Linked DNA regions of Homo sapiens: region 1 is linked to region 2. Evidence: chromatin loops called from intact Hi-C (ENCODE). Cell type or tissue: chondrocyte. All regions are shown on one strand. Each heading gives the region's core, and the rest is flanking DNA. Links, peaks and the distances in the headings are about the cores only.

Region 1 (11,706 bases), core at 4,641-7,140, 160 kb after region 2:
CATAAATTGTGTTGTGCACTAGTTGCTTGATAATCACAGCAGGTAGTTATTGATAATTACTGCCTTTCTGATAGAGTTACTTCTGTCAATAGGAAACGGTGGGTTCAGCACTGAGTCCCCAGCTAAAAGGCAGCTGAAAAGCTACCTGGCTTCTTTTCCTAAAGTCAAATTAAACTCGTACGGTGCTTAGGTTTATTTCTTGAGAACTCTGCCTCAAAGGCTTCATCTTCGGATGGCCAGTGTCTCCTAGACATTAGGCTTCCTCAAGAGGAGTAGGAGGCCCCAGGGCCAACTCTCTGGCCTTCTCTAAGGACTGAACTAGTCCCAGGAGATCATGATCATGGGGTTTTGCCAGGGGACCTGGGTTCATACTAGTTGGTCATGATGGAGTGTTTTAAATAATTTTGATAAATAATAAAGGACTAAATTTCGGATGTGGATTAGACACACAAACACATTTAAAGCAGATTCAGGCTTATATTCTCACATGAAGTCACTCTTCTCCGGCTGAATTCCAATGTGTTTTGCTGAGTAGGAGTAAAAAAAAAAAACACAGAGTTTGAGCTAACCAGCCCAGGAATTTCTCTTGGCCCCTGGCCCAGGGGAGTGGGTCCCATGTGAATGTCTTCTGACCTGTGAGTCACATGCAAAACAATTAAGAATCCCTTTTTCAGGAATTCTTTTTAAAAATATTGTTATTTTTAATTGACACATAATAATTGCACATATTTATGGGAACAGTGTGATATTTTGATACATGTGTACGATGTGTAATTCTCAGACAATTATTCTGCCCCTGAGATCCTAGCAATTAAGAGACTGGCAGAGAATACATAACCTGCGGAAGCCACAATGTGTTCAAGGCCAATGACAACTGCCTGCCTAGACTACAAGGTGGGAGAGATGAGAGTCTCCTGCCAAAATGAGAACCAGATGGCCAAGCACAGGCCAAGTGTGGAGGGTCCCCAGAGGGAAGGATTGGACGGTGAGGAGGTTGAGATGCTGCTCGCCTTGACTTCTCTTGCTTCATGGAAGAAACAAAGCACCTTTTACATTTTTCTGCATTTCCATTGTTTTCTAAGATATTTTCAGTATTATTCCTATTTTTTGTTTTTAATAGGTTCAATTTTTTTCTTAATAGGTTCCATTTATTATTCAGGTAAATTTTTTAATTTAAATGATTTTGCTATACTACATTGTCAGGCTTTTTTAACAGGGAGTTTTAATTTAAAAATAAGCCCCACCTTCCTATTTCTGTGAAATGTAAACTTATTTAAACAGGCAGGACAAGTCAAAAGGTTTCGATGCAAGACACTCAGTACTCCTGAGAATAAACATTAGGCCACTCAACCAGGCACAACAGCAGTGGCAGAACGACTTCTTTCTATTCACCAGAAATCAACTTAATAATTTCAGTGTCTGACATACCACAGGCTCATCATTTTTTGCCATTGATACTTTCCTAACCATCTTAACATGCTAGGTATGAGACTAGATATATTAAAATATGGTTTCTGCCCTCAAACTCCACATACCCTAGAGGTTTGGATTTTTATGCCTTTTGTGAGCACTTAATCATGATGAAACAAGAAACACACAATAAATGGAACAGACATGTCCAGATCCTTTGGCACCACGAATATTTCTGGCAGCCCATTATTCAGTTGCCAGGGAATTCTTTTAAAGCCATTAACCATGCTTTACATGGTAAGGTAATACTATTCACTTTCGCCAAAGCAGTCCAACAAGGGGAAAGAAGTAGCTGGCAGACTTCATTGATTCAACACTTTTTAAATGAGATTTATAATATAGAGAAGTTTAAAACATGTTGTATTTTTCAGGGAAACCGAAACAGCAATAATAATTAAAAGGAAAATATATAGCATGCAGAATGGATGTCCAGTCATCTCTCAGTATCCACAGGGAATTAATTCCAGGACCCCTGTGGACCCCAAAATCTGCAAGTGTTCACATCCCTGATCTAAAACAGTGTAGAATTTGTATATAACCTAGCATCCCCTGCATACTTCAAATCATCTGTAGATTAATTATAATACATAGTAATATATATAAATGTTATGTAAATAGTTGTTATATTGTACTTTTTTTACATTTGTAGTGTTTTTATTGTTGTATTTTTTTCAAATACGCTTTTTCAAATAATTTTGATCTGAGGTCAGTTGAATTTGTGGGTGCAGAACTCATGGATACGGAGGGCCAACTGTAATTCATAGAAGGGATTTTTTCCTTTCAAATCTTAGATGAAATAGTTAGAAATAATGAACTGTGATTCTTCACTTTCAGAAACTGTCCTTTGCAGATCCAGTATCCAGTCAACAGAATTGAAATGCAGAGTGGAAGATGGCAGAGTCCAGACACGGTAAACAAACCTTGGACTAAATTGCATTCAGCTGCAGAGCAGGTCCCAGTGTCTACCACGTGTGTCCAGGGTGACAAACCAGCCTTTAAGCTCCTTTCAGGTAGGATGTTTCCTCCTGAATAAGTAAACCAGCCATCGCTCCTTTACGAATGAATCCAGCTCTGCCTGTCCATTCTCCTCTCACCCTCCCTCTTCCACCCTATCTACCTATCAACCTCTGTGGCTTCCATTTTCCCTCCTCTCTAATAACATTGCTGCACCACAATTAGCTACATGGGGTCAAGATGGAACCTCTGCCAGTTTCTGCACCTATCTGGTAGGAAGCTCTCTCTCCTCAGCTGCCAGAAAGCCAGGCTCACCCATGACCAAGTTTGCTGCCACATGCAACAGCCTGTGTGTAAGAGGGAAGAATGGGTCACGTGTGCAGAGGGAAGCAGGGATGGAGAGAGGAGGCTGACCCCTCATGGCATCCCCATCTGCCTCTGTGCACTCCATCAGGATGCCCTCGCCTTCCCTCACTTCCCAGTTACAGGGAAGAAAAAATAACCTGGGTCACCTATTCTCATTTTAAGTCGGGGCTCTGATACCTGTATCTCAAAGAGCACTCAAGATAGACAATGAAAATAAGAACAATTCCTTGAGCATCCAAATTTTAGGTTGTGAGGAAAGCATGTTTAACAATTTCTAGGCCGGGCGCGGTGGCTCACGCCTGTGCTCCCAGCACTTTGGGAGGCCGAGGCGGGCGGATCACAAGGTCAGGAGATTGAGACCATCCTGGCTAACAAGGTGAAACCCCGTCTCTACTAAAAATACAAAAAATTATTCAGGCGTGGTGGCGGGCGCCTGTAGTCCCAGCTACTCGGGAGGCTGAGGCAGGAGAATGGTGTGAACCCGGGAGGCGGAGCTTGCAGTGAGCCGAGATTGCGCCACTGTGCTCCAGCCTGGGCGACAGAGTGAGACTCCGTCTCAAAACAAACAAACAAACAAACAAACAAACAATTTCTAGCCATCTTTAGTCCTATTTTAAATCAAGAGTGGCATTTCCCCCAAATTAACATAGCAATGAAATAGTTTACGGTTATTAATCCCTTACCAAGTAGGTGCTAGCTTCCTATATATTAGCTAACTTAAGCTTCTCAAATACTCTGTGAAATTAGTACTATTACTACATCCCCTTTTCAGGTGAGGAAACCAAGAGTTAGAGATTAGGGACCCCAGAGCCAATGTTCTTATTTATTCATTGTATTGTCTTATCTTGGGGACTGTGTTCTAGTCTCCCCTTCCTTCTCCATATTCCTGTTTTTATTCTCCTCCCTATCATGCGTCTTCTTCCTTCTACCATCTGGTTATAATTAAAAAAAAAAAAAAAAACTGGACCCCTGGCTCCCTCCAGGCCCAGAGCAGCCGCAGAGGACAAAGGAGCACGTCGGCGCCGGGGAGGGCCGGTCCTCCGGCCGCCATGAGGCTCCGGGCGCCACTGGGCCCGATCCGCGCTCCTGCTCGCCCGGGCTCTGGGGCGGCCCGCTAGGCCAGTGCGCCGCCGCTCGCCCAGCAGGCCCCGGCCGGCAGCATGGAGCCGCCCGGACGCCGGCGGGGCCGCGCGCAGCCGCCGCTGCTGCTGCCGCTCTCGCTGTTAGCGCTGCTCGCGCTGCTGGGAGGCTGCGGCGGCGGCGGCGGCGGCGCCGCGGCACTGCCCGCCTGCTGCAAGCACGATGGGCGTCCCCGAGGGGCTGGCAGGGCGGCGGGCGCCGCCGAGGGCAAGGTGGTGTGCAGCATCCTGGAGCTCGCGCAGGTCCTGCCCCCAGATACTCTGCCCAACCGCACGGTCACCCTGATTCTGAGTAACAATAAGATATCCGAGCTGCAGAATGGCTCATTTTCTGGGTTAACTCTCCTTGAAAGATTGGACCTCCGAAACAATCTTATTAGTCGTATAGATCCAGGTGCCTTTTGGGGACTGTCATCTCTAAAAAGGTTGGATCTGACAAACAATCGAATAGGATGTCTGAATGCAAACATATTTCGAGGACTCACCAATCTGGCTCGGCTAAACCTTTCGGGGAATTTGTTTTCTTCATTACCTCAAGGAACTTTTGATTATCTTTCCTCATTACGGTCTTTGGAATTCCAGACTGAGTATCTTTTGTGTGACTGTAACCTACTGTGGATGCATCGCTGGGTAAAGGAGAGGAACATCACGGTACAGGATACCAGGTGTGTTTATCCTAAGTCACTGCAGGCCCAACCAGTCACAGGCGTGAAGCAGGAGCTGTTGACATGCGACCCTCCGCTTGAATTGCCGTCTTTCTACATGACTCCATCTCATCGCCAAGTTGTGTTTGAAGGAGACAGCCTTCCTTTCCAGTGCATGGCTTCATATATTGATCAGGACATGCAAGTGTTGTGGTATCAGGATGGGAGAATAGTTGAAACCGATGAATCGCAAGGTATTTTTGTTGAAAAGAACGTGATTCACAACTGCTCCTTGATTGCAAGTGCCCTAACCGTTTCTAATAATCAGGCTGGATCTACTGGAAATTAGGGCTGTCATGTCCAGACCAAACGTGGGAATAATACGAGGACTGTGGATATTGTGGTATTAGAGAGTTCTGCACAGTACTGTCCTCCAGAGAGGGTGGTAAACAACAAAGGTGATTTCAGATGGCCCAGAACATTGGCGGGCATTACTGCGTATCTGCAGTGTACGCAGAACACCCATGGCAGTGGGATATATCCCGGAAACCCACAGGATGAGAGAAAAGCTTGGCGCAGATGTGATAGAGGCGGCTTTTGGGCAGATGATGATTATTCTCGCTGTCAGTATGCAAATGATGTCACTAGAGTTCTTTATATGTTTAATCAGATGCCCCTCAATCTTACCAATGCCGTGGCAACAGCTCTACAGTTACTGGCTTACACTGTGGAAGCAGCCAACTTTTCTGACAAAATGGATGTTATATTTGTGGCGGAAATGATTGAAAAACTTGGAAGATTTACCAAAGAGGAAAAATCAAAAGAGGTACTTTTCTAAATTCAGATTTGTAGCATACAGTGTCAACAAATGGTAGTGTGACAGAGTTCAATCTGTATATTTTAAGGCCTGTTTATGTTTATCATATTTGAACTAAAAGCACGCTTTTAAATTTCCAGAATTTTGTGGAGATACTTCTGCCTCTTCTCTTATAATGACCTGTTTGTTACTGGGACTGGGAGAGATGAACTCTCAGTTCCTGGACATTAAGGTCCAGAGATATAGCAGAGGTTGCTGGTGAGAAAGTAGTGCTCTGCCTCCACACTGTGGCTTAGGCAGGGCTGCTTAGCTCAGCCTGCTGGATTTCTCTTCTCCACACACCCCTGAGCTCATCTTTTGTAACGGGAGTTTTAGTCACCCAGATCTTGTAGTAAATTCCTTTTAATTGTCCTTGTAATGTCCTAGAGAAATGAGAGGCTGTTTAGGCGCTTTTTTGAAATTCAAAATGATTGGACTATATAAGTTTTAAAAATGCAGTGAATTCTACAAGTGGTGTATTTTACCTTAACGGGACCACATTGAAACCATGATATGCTTGTCCACATGATATCTTCTAGGGGAAAGAAATTGACAAGCACAGTTTACAGAATGAATGAGCAGCAAATTAATGCTTTGAATAATTTTTAAGGGGCAGAATTATTGTGTTCTTAAGCTTTATGTTTAAAGCTTTGTGAGAACTTTATATGTACAATTTCTTTTGTGATATAATCACTTATAAAGAAATGAATTATAGAGGTAGAGGGAACCTCAAGCAAGTTGTAAACTGAAGCCCACGCTTAGGTTAGGGCAGGCCTGAAAACAGAACCCAAGATCCCTGACTCATCCATAAGAGTTTTCTGTAGCATCACATTCACCTTCTCATACAATGTGGCCCTGACTTGCAATTCTAAAAGTGCTTTGTATACAACTGTGGGGAAAACACTGGGCTGAACAAAACCTGCATATTTCTTTATGTAGAACTTCTCAGATCCATTAATATTGCTAAAATGTAAATAATAAGCCTTGTTTTCCTAAATCATTCTAATATATTTTTATATATCAATTATATATACACACACTTATATATCACATATATATTCTAATATATAATATATATTTAGATATATCTAATATGTATATCACATATTTATATAACTAATATAGATATATTCTTATATATAATATATATATAAGAATTAGTATCTTGCATTCTGGTAATAAGTTTTTGGAACTGTGGCCCTAGTGCATTAGGCACTTTACTTGATAGGATGTAGTTATTAAAGGAAGGAAAATAGATATATGTATATAAACGAGACTTAGGCAGATGGGCCACCTCACTTGTCAGCGGGATAATATTTCATTGGTTTTCTGAACTTCAGGGGCCATGATTTTCTAATAACTGCTCCTGATACTTGTGTCTCCAGGGCACAGCCCACTTTCCTGCAGTGAATGTTCCTTGCACTGGGAGAGGCCGTTTGGATTCTGGCTCTGTGATTAATATTGTGCTCCATTGTTGCTTAAGATGATGGGTTAGCTGCCCACAGGATTAGCAGTCATTTCTGGGAGTGGGATGTTTCTAGTTACTAGAATAATTGTAATGACATTTGGAATGTGGACATGGAAGAACATTCGCCATCGAAGAATACATATTTATGATGTGACCCTGTTTTGCTCACCTCTCAACTTGAGCAACATGGTGTCCAGAGGTGTATGTTGAACTGTTTGCCAGCGTGTGGAAGAATGGTTGACTGCGTTGACGGGTTTCTTAGGTGGAAGCATCGTATTGAACTGGAAGTAGACGTGATTTCATTAGTTATTAATTAACCATGGGCTTATTCTTCATTTATCAAATGGGGATGCTATTTTCTCTGTATAATTTGAAAAGTGTATGTGCACAAATACAGGTGAACAATTTTGCAAAATAGTTGCAAAGCTTGGTTATCATTTTATTAGGTTATGAAATAAAACATTTTTATGACCTCAGATGCTAAGAAGGAAGTCCTTTTAAACAATCACGAGTGCATCAGTTACTTCTGTAAAAATTTACTGTGAAGAAGATTGCTGTCACTTTTACTGGTTAACATAGGACAGAAAAGTTATGGTTATCTTTGGAAGCAAGTGATGGCAACTTATTAACTGTCAGCACAAGAAACAGGAAAATATTCAGGATTGAATAATTGAGATATAAATGTAATAATATTGTGTGTGATGCAGTGACTGACATACAGTTCTTTGGCAATTTGAACCACAGGCCATAGGTTTCACCATTTATTAGTGTAGTGAAAAAAAAATTAGGAGGCTTAAGGGCTTCATTTTAAGTTAATTACCACAGCATAAAATTATGCCAAGTTATCCTAAAATGCACCTAGCTTAGATAGAGAAATAATTAATTAAATTGATTTTTGTATTATGTCTGAAAGTTATTCTTTTATGGGTGATTTCATAACTAAAGTACTGTGGGGAAATAGCTTTTTAATCTGTGATTGAGCCTGGCCAACACAAGCTGGCACTCTGTTGTCTCAGGATAGGCATTAAAAGCTCTCAAACTGCCAGATCTAAGTGATATATTTAGTGGATCCTTTTAAAAACAGTTAAAGGTTGTCTGTCAGGCATCAGAAGTGTCTGTTATGTATTTACTAAAGTGATTTTTCTTATGAAAATAGTATGTGTATTTTATAAGATGGGAAAATTAAATATAAAGATTAGATCTGAAAAAAACCCACCTTTTTTATTCCACAAAGTTTTAGTGTCTGATGATGAATTCTGGAAGCCTGTGAATGCCTATAGAAGTTCTCTGTCATCAAACCTCCTTGCACACGACCTTCCATCCAGGCCCTGAGAATTCTCCTGTGTTAATTTTGTTTAACACTCCACAAGCACAGGGAGAGTTCGTTCTGTACAAATATACATAGCCAAAGGTCATTCACTAATATACTCTCAACAGCTGATGGAAAAAGGGCAATTATTTTTTATTTCCTCTAATTTTTCTGCAATAGTGGTTTAAAACCATAGGGCTTTGTTATTACTTGAAATCAGACATCTGAATTCTAGTAACAGCTCTGCCTCTGGTTATCTTTATTTCTTTAGACAAGTTACTCTTCGGTCTTTCTCCTCCCTTAATATAACACAAAAGGGTTTTTTTGTTTTGTTTTGTTTTGTTTTGAGACGGAGTCTCGCTCTGTCACCCAGGCTGGAGTGCGGTGGCACGGTCCCAGCTCACTGCAACCTCTGCCTTCCAGGTTCAAGCGATTCTCCTGCCTCAGCCTCCCGAATAGCTGGGACTACAGGCACGTGCCACCATGCCCAGCTAATTTTTGTATTTTTAGTAGAGACGGGGTTTCACCATGTTGGCCAGGATGGTCTCGATCTCATGACCTCTTGATCTGCCCACCTCGGCCTCCCAAAGTGCTGGAATTACAGGTGTGAGCCACCGTGCCTGGCCACAAAAGGGTTTTTAACAGGCTCCTTTCATTTTGCAGTTTTATATTTTCATGAACATCATCACTGGAAAAGCAGACATCTCTGTCTTCATATTGTAAATTCATTATTCACTTGGTCATCATGTTTCTTCATTGATTACTTTTACCAATCATTCTTTCAATTGATTCATTACTCAATTTTTACCACAGAAAAAAGTAACTTCGTTTTCCCTCTAGGTTACTTAATGTAGTGGTAAAACTGGTGGTCAAAGGAGGCACAGTTTTCATCTAATTCAACAGTTTTTCATGAAGCATGTCTCAGCCGCTGAGAGCCACCTGAATGTGGACCTGCCCCTCTGCTTCTTCAAAATAATTAGCAGAAAAGGATTAATAATTCATGGAAGTGGTGGTTTTTTGCCAGCATATTCCTATAAAAAGGGAAATATTTTCACATACTGTAGGGGCTGCCAGGCAGCTGAACATGTGGCCTGGCACGGAAATTGGTGATAAAACTAAAATATCAGGAAATTGTACCACTCATAACTTTTCTGCCAGAAGCTTCATTTACATTATTTTTAACTCTTGAGAGAAAAAGATTTTCATATCTAATCAAAGGAGCCAAGACTTTTTACCATGCATTGAACATTGAATTTTAATGTGAAATTCTAGGAGAAAAATAGATTTTTCTTCTCAATTAACCAATAGTGACATTTTACTTTGCCAATATTAAGATGATCTTCTGTTAAAATTTAGCTGAAATCTGTTTAACCCCAGAAATGGCTGCTCTAGTGGATGATATGTACTCGAGTAACACAATTTTCTCAGCAAATTAGTAATTTCAGCCTTTTGGGTTAAATGGTGAGATCTATAAAATTTTCCAAGTCCTATTTCCCACACGAGATTTATCATTAATAGATTAAAAGTAATTGTAAAAGATAGAGGTAAGACAAAACATTATTTATCATCCCTTAATTAATAGTTTTCATATTTAATGACATTATTTTTTAAAATATCATTTTCACATCTACCTAATTCCCTTGCAATGTCTATTTTCCCCTGATCTGATCATAAATATCTAGATGGCACCCCCTTAAGTATATGACAATTGCTGTTGTTTATATTTTGCTTTTTATCAACCATGTATCCTTTGTCAGTTTTCATAATGTCTTAATATTTTATCATTGTATATGAAGGGTAGGTGATCCCTTCATAAAAGACAAAAGTCAGAATTCATCAGTCTCACTATCAACATGTGTTCAACAGTGCGCTTTTCAAAATAAATAGCTTTATATTTTTCCTTATTTGTAAAATATCATGATTTACAAAACATGAAAATACTAAAAATCTTTTATTTTTGCATAGACACTCCCACACACTAAGACCAGCACATATAAAATACGACCACTCTATTGTGAATCCTGCTTTAATTACATATTAATATATAATTAACTGTATGTCTATAAATATAGTCATGTAATCACTTTACTGCTTATATAGTGTTCCATAATTTAACAAAATTTAATTTCTGATTAATATGTAAATTTATATCTACAGTTTTGCTATTATACATAAGAATGCGATCAGCAACTTTACCTATATCTTTGAACATTCATTCAATTATTCCTTTAGGGCAAATTCCTAGAAGTATGATTACATGTATATGTAAAATTTTGATTAACACTATCAAAATTCTAACCCTCAAATTTATTCAAATATATGTGCTCAATTGAATTGAGTTTTTATAAAGCTGTTTTATCTTTTACAAAACATTTTATCTTAGCTTATATTTTTATAATTAGTAATAAATTTTCTTAGATTTGTCAGCAATTTTAACATTTTATTGGTGTGTTGTATGAATTGTCTCTTCTATTAGATGTTTGTCTTTAATCCTTTAATCCCAAATATGGCATATCTGCAGCCAAGACATTTGCCCTTTAGGTTAAAAATTTCATATACTAACTTTCCTGAACAGAAATGATGAATGTTTATCATTATTAATTTTTACCATTTTAGCTTTTGAATTTTTCAATTTTCTTTTGTTGTCCCAGTAAGTGCAAACAAATATAATATTTGTTTTTTGGCCCTTAGCAATTTTTTAATATCCAAATAGCTGAACTCCAGAAGGTATTGAATGAGCTCAACACATGTGTTATGCCCTCATTTTGGGTTGGCCAGTCAGGCTGAAAAGACCCTGCCACACCTACTCACTCTTTGTAGAGACTAGGGCAGGTCTGTTCACAAACATCCATGCTTCAACACTCTCATCTATGCACGGAAGGTGCTGCAACACCTTAACATTGTTTCTTTCCAAAACTTACTTCCATATTACTCTCAAAAGAAACATGAATCCTAAATAATTAACTCCATCATCAAATAATGAATTTTCCAAGATAATCCTTGACTACAGGATTTCTGGTTTAAGATTGGTTCTGATTGGCAGTCTATAACGCTTCCTCTACCAATTCCCACTAAAGTAGATGTAGACACACTGGAAAGTAGACACACACACACACACACACACAGAGTAAGTTGAGCTACTAGTAAAAATCCCTTTAGGAATCTTAAATAGAATCGTAAAGGAATTTTCACTAGTAGGTCAATTTAACTGAATTGCAAAACTCAAATGATAGTGTTGTATGTATATGTCTCCCATGGAAACCAAGCAAACAAGCCAGCCTTAAAAAAGATACAAGTATATTTCATTCTTTTCCCACAGCGTTCCCCCTAATTCAGAAACACAAGATTCGCACTAAATAGAAACTGGGCAACTGTGTCCTTCCTGAATAGAAGCCTCCTTCTGAGAAAGCCAGACTCTTGCTCTTATCATTATTATGATCACCCCACCTTCCCCTGACTTCTATTATCTTTCTACATCTAGTCCCACTCTCAGAAACAAC
Region 2 (11,706 bases), core at 3,161-5,660:
GACATGTCCAGAATAGGCAAATGCACAGAAATAGAAATAGGGTCGTGGTTGCCAGGGTCTGGGAGGAGGGGGAGATGGGGAGTGGCTGCTGGTGGCGCTATGGGATTTCTTTTTGGAGTGATGAAAATGTTTTGGATTAGAGGCGGGGCACGGTGGCTCACACCCGTAATCTCAGCACTTTGGAAGGGCGAGGAGGGTGAATCACTTGAGGTCGGGAGCTGGAAACCAGCATGGCCAACATGGTAAAACCCCGTCTCTACTAAAAATACAAAAATTAGCCAGGCTTGGTGGCACACGCCTGTAATCCCAGCTACTCAGGAGGCAGAGGCAAGAGAATCGCTTGAACCTGGAAGGCGGAGGCTGCAGTGAGCCTGGGTGACTGGAGTGCCGTGGGGAGATCTGCACTCTAAAATACTCTGTCTCAAGAAAAAAAAAAAGAAAATGTTTTGGATTAGGTAGTGATGACGATTGGATAACCTTGGGAATAAACTGAACAACAATGATTTTAAACTTTAAAATTGTGACTTTTATCATATGTGAATTATATCTCAATTTTTAAATAATCTTATAACTAACATTATAGTGAAAGATTGAATGCTTTCCCCCTAAGATTGAGAACAAGGCAAGGATGCCCTCCCTCCCCACCCCTGTTTAACATCATACTGGAGTCTCTAGCCAGTGCAATAGGCAAGAAAAAGAAAGAAAGCACACAGATTGCAAGGGAAGAAATAAAACATTATCTTCTTGCAATGACATAATTTTTTAATGTAGAAAATGCAAAGAGCTACTAGAGCTAACAAGTGAATTCAGAAGAGTCACTAAGTATAAGGTCAATATACAAATATCAATGATTTTTCTATATACTAGCAATGAATAATTAGAAATGGAAAATTTTAAATACCATTTACAATTGCATAAAAAGCTCATTAAATTCTTACTATAAAGAAAGTGAAAAGATAACTCACAGAATGGGAGAAATATTTGCAAATCATATATCTAATAAGGGCTTAATATCCAGAATATATAAAGAACTCCTACAACTCAACAACCCAGTTCGAAAGTGGGCAAAGAACTTGAACAGATAATTTTCCAAAGAAGATATGCAAATGTCCAATAAGCACATGAAAAGATGCTCAACATCACTAATTAATAGGGAAATGCAAATCAAGTCCACAATGACGTACCGCTTCATACCCATTAGGATGGCAATTTTCAACAAAAAGGGAAGTAACAAATGCTGGTGAATATGCGGAGGAATTGGAGCCCATCGTGCATTGCTGATGGGAATGTAAAATGGTGCAGCCACTGCAAGAAAAAAAGATAACACTTTAGTTTTTCTTTAAAAAGTTAAACAGAATTGACATATGATTCAGCAATGTCACTTTCAGGTATATATCCAAAAGAACTGAAAGCGGAGACTCAAATGAACACTCGTTCATTGCAGCATTATTCACAATAGTCAAAAGGTGAAAATGACACAAATGGCCATCCACAGATGAATGGACAAACAAAATGTGGCATTGCCAGACAATGGAATGCTATTCAGCCTTAAAAAGGAATGAGATTTTGATACATGCTAAAACGTGATTAAACCTCGGGGACATTATGCTAAATAAAATAAGTCTATCACAAAAGGACAAATATTGTATGATTCCACTTACATGAGGTACCTAGAGTAGTCAAATTCATAGAGACAGAATTGAATAGAGGTTCCCAGAGGCTGGGGTGGGGGCAGAAGTAGGGCACCATTGTTGAATGGGTACAGAGTTTCTGTTTGGAATGATGAAAAAGTCCTGGAAGTGGGTGGTGGTGATGATTGCACAGCAATGGGAATGGAATTCAGTGTGAATGCCACTGAACTGCATGGATGTACGTGCCCCAGCCAGGGATGAACAAGCTGGTGTGTTCGTAAATGGACACTACCCAGCGGTAAACAGGAACGAGCTACTGACACCTCCAACAACACGCATGAACCCCAAATGCATTATGCGAAGAGAGAAGCCAGATTCAAATGACCATGCACTGCATCATTCCATTTATGTGGCATTCTGGAAAAGGCAAAAATATAGGAGCAGATCAGGGTGACCAGGAGGCAGAGTTGTGGGGAGGGAGCCTATGATGGGGACACATGGGAATTTTGGAGGCGATGGGCTTGTCATATATCCCGAGGGTGGCAGTAGTTACATAACTGTATGCATTTGTCAAAATGTGCAGAAATATACATTAAAAAGAATGAACTTTACTGTGTGTAAGTCATGTGAAAAAGACTGGTAGGAGTGCAAAATGGTTGAGTCATTGTGGAAAACTCTGGCAGTTTTTGAAAAGTAAAGTGCACATTTATCCTATTACCTAGCAGCTCCACTTCTCCCAGTGTTTCACCCAAGAAAAACAAAACATTTGTTGACAAAAAGACTTGCACAAGAATATTCATAGCAGCCTTATTCACAGCAACCAAAACCTGAAACAGCCCTAACTAATGTTCACTAACAGAATAGATAAGCAGTTGCTGGTGTATTTATGCAACAGAATACTACTCGACAAGAAAAAGGAACAAGCTGCTGATCTACACAGCAGCACGGGTGAGTCCAAAAACATGCTGAGTGGGAGGGCCAGGCATAAAAGAGCTCAGATTGCACGACTCCATTTCTGTGAAGTTCAAGAACACGTAGAATGACCTATCGGGGGAGACTGCTCTTTCTGTGTCCCCAGAACTTTGCTGTGTTTTTAGGACATTGATCACTGATGACCTTGGTAGAGGATGTCACAGGCAGGAAGGGACAGAAAGGACTTTCTGGAGCTATAGGGAATGTCTGCATCTAGATTACAGTGTTGGTTACGTGGGTACAGACATTTGTCAAACTCACAAATTGTATGCCTGGAACTGTGCATTTCACTGAATATAATTTTTAACCTCAAAGAGAAAAATAATGTCTAGTGACAGAGTCAGAAAGCAATTATCTGGTTGGGGAAGGGGGCTGATGGGGTGGAGACACGAGGGAACTTTCTGAGTGATGGAAATGTTCTTCATATCTTGTTTGGTGTAGTCAAAGCTCATCAAACTGAACACAGAAGAACTGTGTAACTTATTGTATATAAACTACACCTCAGCACAAAAGAATGTAAAATATAAAATAAATAATGCTGCAAAAAGAGAATAGTCAATAGTTATCATATTTAAAAAATAATTTTTAAAATGTTTAATTGTGGTAAAAAAACACATAAACTTTACCATCTTAGCCATTTTTAAGTGTGCAGGTCAGTAGCGTTAAGTGTATTCATACTGCTATGTAACAGATATCTAGAACTTTTTCATTATCCCAAACTGAAACTCTGCACCCATTAAACAGCAACTTCCACCACCCCCTTCCCAGGCCCTGGCCACCATGCTTGTATTTTGTCTCTTTGAATTGGACCACTCTGGGTACCTCATGTAAGTAGAATCACACAGTATTTGTTCTTCTGTGTCTGGCTCATTTCACTTAGCACGATGTCTTTAAGTTTCATCCATGATGCAGCTTGTCTCAGGATTTCCTTCCTTTTGACGGTTGAATAATATTCCGTTGCATGCATGCAGTACGTGGTGATCATGCATCCACCCATCGATGGGTATCTAGGCTGCTTCCACCTCTTGACTACTGTGAATAGTGCTGCTATGAACGTGGGTGTGCAAATATGGCATCATAATTTTTAAAAATGAAAAACTAGGGCAGCAAAGATTGACTGTCTGGTCACTTTTTCCTTCCTTTTCTGCATTGTTCAGAGGCCAGCACAGGAACAGAGGACGACACCCATGACCAGCACTGAATCCGACAGTGACCCTGGGTAAGCAAACGCTCCTGCTTTTCCAGAGGCTGAAACGTGTGTCTTTGGAGCCAATGTAGAAATACAGCCGGAGGTTATTTCAAGCCAAAAGACAGCAAAGGTCGTCTCCTGTGCGTTTCCAGGGGCAAGACCCTCTGCACTGTCCAGGGAGGAGGCTCTCGTGCCCAGTGGTTTCTGCAGGCAACACTGGCTCCCGGCACGGTTTGCTCCCCAGATGGCCCCATCTCTATCAGGAGGCGGTGCAGGAAGGCCTGGGGAGAGCGGTGTGCGCCCGCGGCCACCAGGGGGCAGGCGACACGACAGTTACCGGGCACTGACAAACTCCGCACAGTTCCCGCTGAGACAAAGCACCCCTGGACTGGCTCCCCTGCTGTCCTCACCCCCACTCCACCCACCGGGCCATCTTCCCACATTCTGGCTTGCGTGGAGGTTCTCCAGCCACAGCTGTCAATAGAGGATTGGTGAGACCCTGGGGGAAGCCCTGAGGTTTATCAGCGCGCCTGTGGGTTTGCAAGCGTGTGCGTTCTATGAAGCTCTAGAGGAGGTGAGCTGTGGCCAGTGCAGCCCAAGCGTAGGGCTTTCAGAGCCCATGGTAACAGTTATGTCATTTTTGCCTGCCCTGCGTACGCCCCAGCGCAGGTGCGGCTTCCTGTGTCCCTGAACAATGCCCTACAAGCCCAGGGGAGAGCGTGAAGCTCAGCTCAGCTGAACTCGCAGCTACTTAGCTAGGGAGGCTATGAACATGGCTTCCAGATTCCCCACTCCTGAGATAGGATGGGCCTGCACATCCCCCCAGCCTCAGAAGGACCCTTTTTTGTCATAGGCCAGGGCGAATCTTCACCTCACTCCCTCAGGAATAAGAAACGACACTTAGGTGCTTCACACATGTCATTCACAAGCTCTGTGAGTCAGTGGCCCGTGGTAGAAACTGCTGCTCTACTGTGCCTTATATTTTTCACTCATTCTAAAATGAGCTATGGGATCTTGGGCCCACTCATTACTTCCACTTATCAACTGCATTTGGCCTATTTCATTGCTAGGACTTCTATTTTATAACCCCTTACATGGGACTTGCCACCAGATAGACTCTTTATACCATGATCCAGTTCAATTTAATTCACCGCGCATTTACCAAGAGCCTGCGTGTGCCTGTCCTTTCCCAAACAGCAGTCTGCTCAGATGTGTCCGATAGCCCCTCATTGGCTACGAGATGAATCACAGAGTTTTTAGCACGGCTCGTGCAGCTCCAAGACCTTCCAGCCCGGTGTGCCAGCCCAGGGTGAGCCTCCGCCAGGTGCCAGCTGCTGTGACTGTGGCCATTCCCCTGGACCCACTTGCCTGCCGCCCACGCCACCCCCTCCCGCCGGCCACACGGGCCCCTCGCTGATCCTGAATTCGCTGCACATGTTCATGAGGACTCCGTGTCCTCGTTCCTGTGGTTTCTACTGCTTAGAGTTCTTCTCTTCCTCCACCTAAAACCCACTCCTCTTCCAAGACCCAGCTCAAGAGGGGCCCTCCTGCAGAACCTCCTGGAACCCCCACGCCAACATCACGCACTGCTCCTTCTGCGTGCCCTGCCCTCGGCTGCGTTTCCACAGCACTCACCACTGATGACCTTGTGTACCTGTCTGTGTTCATGCGTCTCTCCGTTTGCTTCAAACTGTTAACTTCTTGAGGACAGGAATGATGTTACACCCAGCTCAGAACCTAACTATGGTAAATATAAAAGTAATAAGAAATGTTTAATATGAGCGCTCAATATGGCCAGCAGTGGTGCTAAGTGCTTTACATATTGAAAGGGTCCTGAATATGCACCCCCAAATGTGCCACTTTGGCATAAGGATTATTTTGAGCTGAGGAAACTGAGAATGGGCATATGCAGGACGAGCTGTCTGCCCTCCCCTTTCCCATGTGAAAGCAGGGCATAAACTCCCCTGTGAAGGTTCCCCCTCTCCACGCCAGGAGGGGAGAGTGACTCTTCTCACTGGAGAGGGAGTGAGCGTGAACAAACCTTGCTAAACTCACCCTCACCTTCTGTTAGCGTCCCCCATATGTTCCCAGCCACCTCTCCATGATTTGCCGTCCATGAAGCCCAAACCCCCTTTTCTCTGTTAAAATGGCAGGTAAGCCCCTGAGTCTAACCATTCCTTTGAGTTTCACTTGTTTTCTGTAAATTTTCATCCACATAGAACATTTATTTAAACAATTTAAATTATTTAATTCATTAAGTTTTGTAAAGACGGGGTCTTGCTATGTTGCCCAGGCTGGTCTTGAACTCTTTACCTCAAGCAATCCACCTGCCTCAGCCTCCCAAAGTGCTGGGATTAAGGGTGTGAGCCACCGCACCACTCAGCCACATTAATTTTTTTAAAATTGTTTGCCTTTTTCCTGTTTATCTGTCTTTTTAAAGTTTAATTTGCAGGGCCCCAGGCACTGAACATAAGAGGACAGATGAAAAGTTCTTCCACTTAGAAAGTTGTGACAGCCACAAGGGGCTCACTCTGGAGGCTGCAGCCGAGGTCTCAGGACACTGATCATGCTGACGAAAGGAGGAATTCTTACCACACCAGCCCCCCACAATTCTGCTCAGAATCTGGTCAAGCGAGAGCGGTAAGACTGACTCCAGTCTTGGCCTTGCACCTCCCCTGAGCGGCTAGAGCTTCTTCCTCCCATCACTCCTCCTTGCACGGCCTCTTACCACTGCATTTATTAAAAAGCAGAGAATCTGGAGGGTGCTGATCCTGGAGCACAAGCCCACATCCACCCAGCTGCCCTGAGGCTCACGAGAGGCAGAAGAACCGTGAGCCACGCTGAGCCGAGCCCACTCTTGAAAATGTCCTCAGTAAAGCCTGATTGGTGTCCGCACTGCAGGACACTGCGTTACTTGCATTTGCAGGTGGTGCCAGTGGGGACAATTGCCCCCCACCCCTGAATATGGGTTTTTGGGAGTGTGGACCAGCTGAGCTGATCGGGGGCGGGCAGACTCCCTCTTGTGCTGGTGGACAGCTTGCCTGGTTGGGGTTGTCACTGACCATGTGGAGATGGGATTGTGTTGAGTATCACAGAAGCCCTTGACGCGGAAGTGTGCAGGAGCTTTGCGGAAAGCAGAGTCCATCTCCTTGACCCTCCTGGCTGTTTGGATGTTCGAGTCCCCCGCAGGGCATTTTCCTCATGGCTGGAACAGCCTGGCCCTTCTCACTGGAAGCCTGTTTTCAGGAAATATTCTGCTCAGGGGATCATTGTGGGGAGACTGGGCTCATGCCCCATCACAGAAGAGACTCCTCTGGGGCCCAAATGCAAACTGGAGTAGCCCAAGGAGGCTGAGGGAGCTTTCCTCCACCTCAGCCATCTGCCCTCGACTAAGGAAGGTAGGAGGGGTTACAGGGGTGGCTTCTAATGAATGAAGGTCCTGAATTTGTTCCTCAGCCTGAGCCTATCGAGAGGAATGGGATAGACTTCGGGGTCTTTATGTTTCTTGCCCCAGAGACAAAACAGCAGAAAAGTGGACCAAATTTTTACCCAGATCTAAAACAGACCTTTATAATAATGTCCAGAATCTTCAGTTATGGGTGGTAGAACACTTCCCCTGCTGAGAATTATAACATAAATGAATTATTAAAAATTATAATTTCATAGTCTTTTTTTTTTCAAGACGAATTGTTGCTCTGTTGCCCAGGCTGGAGTGCAATGGTGTGATCTCAGCTCACTGCAACTTCTGCCTCCTGGGTTCAAGTGATTCTCCTGCCTCAGCCTCCCAAGTAGCTGAGGTTACAGGCCACGTCTGGCTAACTTTTTGTATTTTTAGTAGAGACAGGGTTTCACCATGTTGGCCAGGCTGGTCTTGAACTCCTGACATCGTGATCCGCCCACCTCGGCCTCCCAAAGTGCTAGAATTACAGGCATGAGCCATCGTGCCTGGCCTACATGGTCATCTTTTACAGACATCAGATAGCTGATGATATACCAAGCATGGAATGGGGCCGGGGTCTCGAGGGGAGGGTTTTAGGTTATTGTGACAAGGTCTGCTGTTGCTGACTCACTTTGGGAATTTCCTGAATACAAAGTTTGCACCATCAGACAGCCACTGTCAGGTCAGAGAAAATAGCAGGCGTGTGGTGGATTCAACTGATAAGAAAGTTCAAGTAAGTAACTAGACTTGACCTTAAGAATGTTATTAAAATTGTGTAGGATGTCTGAGTTTTAACCTGCCAGCATAGAGAAACCCTGTTGAACACATGAATGAAACTAGTAATTGAGCTAAACTAGCCACAGAGTAACTCGTTCATGGCTGGTGGGGATGCAGATGGTGTCAGCCCCTTTGGAAGACAGATGGCAGGTCCCCGCCCAGCTATACATGTGCTTTACACCCATCCCACAGTCACATCAGGTGCTCACCCACATGGGTTGAAAACGTGTGTCCACACAAAGCCTGTGCGCAGACGCTTATAGCAGCTTCGTTCATGATTGCTAAGACCTGAGAGCAACCAAAAGGCAGTTCAGTGGATGATAAACCAAATGTGGTACATCCATGCAATGAGGTATCGCTAGTGATTCAAATAAATGAGCTGTCAGGCCACAAAACAGAATGGAGACAACTTAAATGCATATTTCTGTTTTTTTGTTTTTTTTTTTTGGTGCTGTGACTCAGATTAAATTATATTTAATTATATTAAATTAAATTAAATTATATGCATTTAATCTGAGTATATATATTTAATCCAAGTTCAAGCAATTCTCCTCCTCAGCCTCCCAAGTAGCTGGGATTACAGGTGCGTGCCATCACGCCGAGCTAATTTTTGCATTTTTAGTACAGATGGGGTTTCATCATGTTGAAAAGGCTGGTCTGGAACTTCTGACCTCGTGATCTGCCCATCTCGGCCTCCCAAAGTGCTGGGATTACAGGCATGAGCCTAGCCTAAATGCACATTTCTAAGTGAAAAAAAGTCAATAGGAAAAGGCTGTATAATTCCAGCAATATGGCATTCTAGAAAAGCTAGAATTATAACAACAGTAAAAAGATCGGTGGTTACCAAAGTCCAGGCGTGGGAAGGAGGCCAAGCAGGAGTTTTAGGGCAGTGAATCTACTTGGTGCATAATGGTGGGTCCCTGACATTGGATTAATAACGTATCAATATTTATCAATATTGGTTTCTACAGTTTTATCAAATGTACAACACGAATGTGAAATGTTAAAATAGTGGAGACTGTACAAGAATATGGAAATAAAAACTATACGGAGTGAGGGTGAGTCCAGCTGGTGCAGGGGCTGGGGCATCGGGCATAGGAAACTGCAGGTTTGGAGGCCGGGAGGCTGGAGCAGCTGGGGCGGGTGAGGCCAGCAAGTGCTTGAGCTCTTGGCCCAAAATCCAAGCTGCAGCACCAAAGTAGCCTCCTAATGGGCAATACTCCTGCCTAGTTATATGTACACGGGCGATGTGGTGAGCCCTCAGGAAAGTGACCTCGAACCACAGGGTCTTCCAGAGAGCTGTGAGGAAGGGCGGGGGTGCCGCCTCCTGCCCCTGGACTCTGCAGTCCTCCCGAGGGGCTACATGGGCCTCTAAGGAGCTGCTGGTAGCGTGCACTTTGGGTTTAACTCCCTCCTGCCTCAAATTGTGGCCTGTGTCCTCATCAATTCTTCCCACTCTGTTCACTGTGGGCATTATTATGTTTGTGTAAAGAGATAGCATTGTGATGCAATGTTCCATTTTGGATTCATAATGCTCCATACATTTTATATGCCTTTTGGGCATTCATACAGATTCTTTGGCCACGTGGCCATATAAAGCCTTCCCCCTTTTCACGGAGCAGCCCCTCCTGGTTCCACCTGCGTGGTGCTGCTCTTCTTCCTGCATCCTCCACGCTGACCCACGTGCTGACCAGCGCCACCACTCACAAGGAACAGGAAAGACCCTCAGGACTGGGGGCAGCACCCTGTGCCTCTGGGACTCCAGTGGGTACCGTGGGCCGGGCTCTGCAGAGCAAGATCAGCTGGGGAAGGCTCCTCCAGTCCCGGGTCCCAGGAGCCTGCGGTGGCTGATGTGCCACAACTCCATCCATGACCCGGTGCCTGAGACCCCTGAAGGAAACTCCTCTGTCTGAAAGCCCCGCCCTGGATGGCCCCGGGGTGACCCTGAGAGGTGAGGGCGGCCCTGTGGGAGGGCCCTCACCCAGTTCAGGACTCTGAGGTGCCCTCCCAGCTCCAGAGCTCAGCATAGAAGGGGCTGAGTTTGCTACAACTGCATCACACCGAGGCTGATTCTGGAAGTTCCACAGCCACGGGAGTGCCTTCAAAGCAGGAGTCAGCAGAGGGGGCAGAAGCACTAAGTTGCTGCAACAACACCTGAGAGTGCAGACAGGAGGGGCCCAGTCCCCACCCCTACCTGAGAGTGCAGACAGGAGGGGCCCACCCCCAACCCCCACCTGAGAGTGCAGACAGGAGGGGCCCAGTCCCCACCCCCACCTGACTCCCAGTGTCAAGTGCCCTGGGGAGAGCTGCGCCCACAGACATCCTGCAGCTCCAAAACCCAGTCTCTTGTTGCATTTTACTCTAAGCAGTCAGGAGAAACCAAGCCAATTCTCAAGAGACGATAACCAATAGAACCCAAGTATTTGGGATTTGGTGTGGAAGAGGCAGAAAAGAGCAGGTCCTGAGGGAAAGATAATGTTTGAGAAGCAAAGCAAGAAAAGATGATGACAAACACAACACTCAAAGGCCCTAGACATCATCACTTTTTTTACCATCATGAACATTTAAACATAACACATTTTCTTTTTTTTCTAATTTCATCTCCCTCTTCCTTCCCTGGTCTCCAAAGCGGCAGGCTTGAGTGGACTGCTCCCGGGAAGCCACTTTCATGGCGTCCCCTCTCCAGGGTGCCCATCTACCTGGAGCGTCATCATCGTCACTGCTGGAGTCTTGTCTCCTGTTGCCAATCCAAGCTCTGGAGACACAAGTACCACAAGAAAGGTGTTACCCAGAGGCACTCGCCCATCCTCCCTGCTGCACCGGAGGCCACACCAGCTGCCACAGCAACTCCCTGCTCCGTCCTCTGCTTTCTCAGAACTAACCTGGGCTCTCTGGAATCAGAGACCTTCAACAAGTCACTGCTCACATTTGCAAATGTTCACGTCAAGAGAGGACCCCCTTTCCACGTGCCACTCCCCTCTCTTCCGGATCATTGCAGCTCTCCCCACCAGCCTTATCAATGTGGGGCTCCAACCCTACAGGTCAGTGATTCACAAACAGGCACTGTCCCAGGTTGGAGCCACTGCCACGAGCCTGTTCTGCACAGACGGGAATGTTTCCTCTGCCTTGTGAGCGCAGGGCTATCGGGCACTGGAAATATGCCTGATGTGATGAGGTACTGGAGATTACATTTGAAAATTAATTTAAAATACAGATGCACCTGGTTAATGACTGTGGCACCAGGGAGTCCAGAACTGGGATTCAGAGATGAGGGAGACGTCACCTCCCCGCCTCTGGGTTTTCCTTCCAGTGTAGCCATCAATGGCCTAGTGTTATCTTTCATCCAGTACGTACTTCCTGGGCACAGGCATAAGTATCCAGTGCTCTGTGAGACCCTAGGGGTGCTGAACACTGAGTCACATCCAGGTCCTAGAGGGGTTCACATCTGGGGGCGATGTGTAAACAGAGTGAAGGGCATGGCCAGCAAATCCTGTGCTGGAAAATCAGGGCAGCTGGAGTGAGGGGAGGGGACACCCCACTGTCCCCAGGAGCCCACACACCAGCCGAATTTGGCTTTTAATTCACCTTTCTTGTGATGTCTTTTGCTGAATTTGCTGTCATGATTGTCCCGATTAAAAGAGAGCATTGTGTGTTCCCTCTATATCCAGAAGTGTGCATGCAAGATTGGAGTTACTTCT

What was found. Hi-C counts contacts between places; a loop is a spot of excess contacts. Peaks named below come from ENCODE experiments on the same cell type or tissue, not always from the same donor. Only the 100,000 strongest peaks of a DNase experiment are listed, where the experiment ranks them.
Region 1: a loop joins it to region 2, with 4 times the contacts of the local background. A loop is called at or near these places in 14 of 110 quality-filtered maps.

What each region holds. Positions count from the first base shown.
Region 1 is chr18:12,068,899-12,080,604 of GRCh38, reverse strand. It overlaps the pseudogene ADGRA3P1. Among named protein-coding and RNA genes, the nearest start is that of ANKRD62, 19 kb to the left of the region's middle. RefSeq lists a silencer at 3,897-4,066. In chondrocyte, for the core only: a CTCF peak has its summit at 5,668; no DNase peak of the experiment used is centred there.
Region 2 is chr18:12,229,785-12,241,490 of GRCh38, reverse strand. LOC124904253 reads left to right here and starts at 10,329. Exons shown (of 1, transcript XM_047437982.1): 1 at 10,329-11,706. The coding sequence starts at 10,510. The coding sequence ends at 11,529. RefSeq lists a silencer at 4,117-4,196. In chondrocyte, for the core only: CTCF peaks have their summits at 3,894 and 4,101 (motif pointing right); no DNase peak of the experiment used is centred there.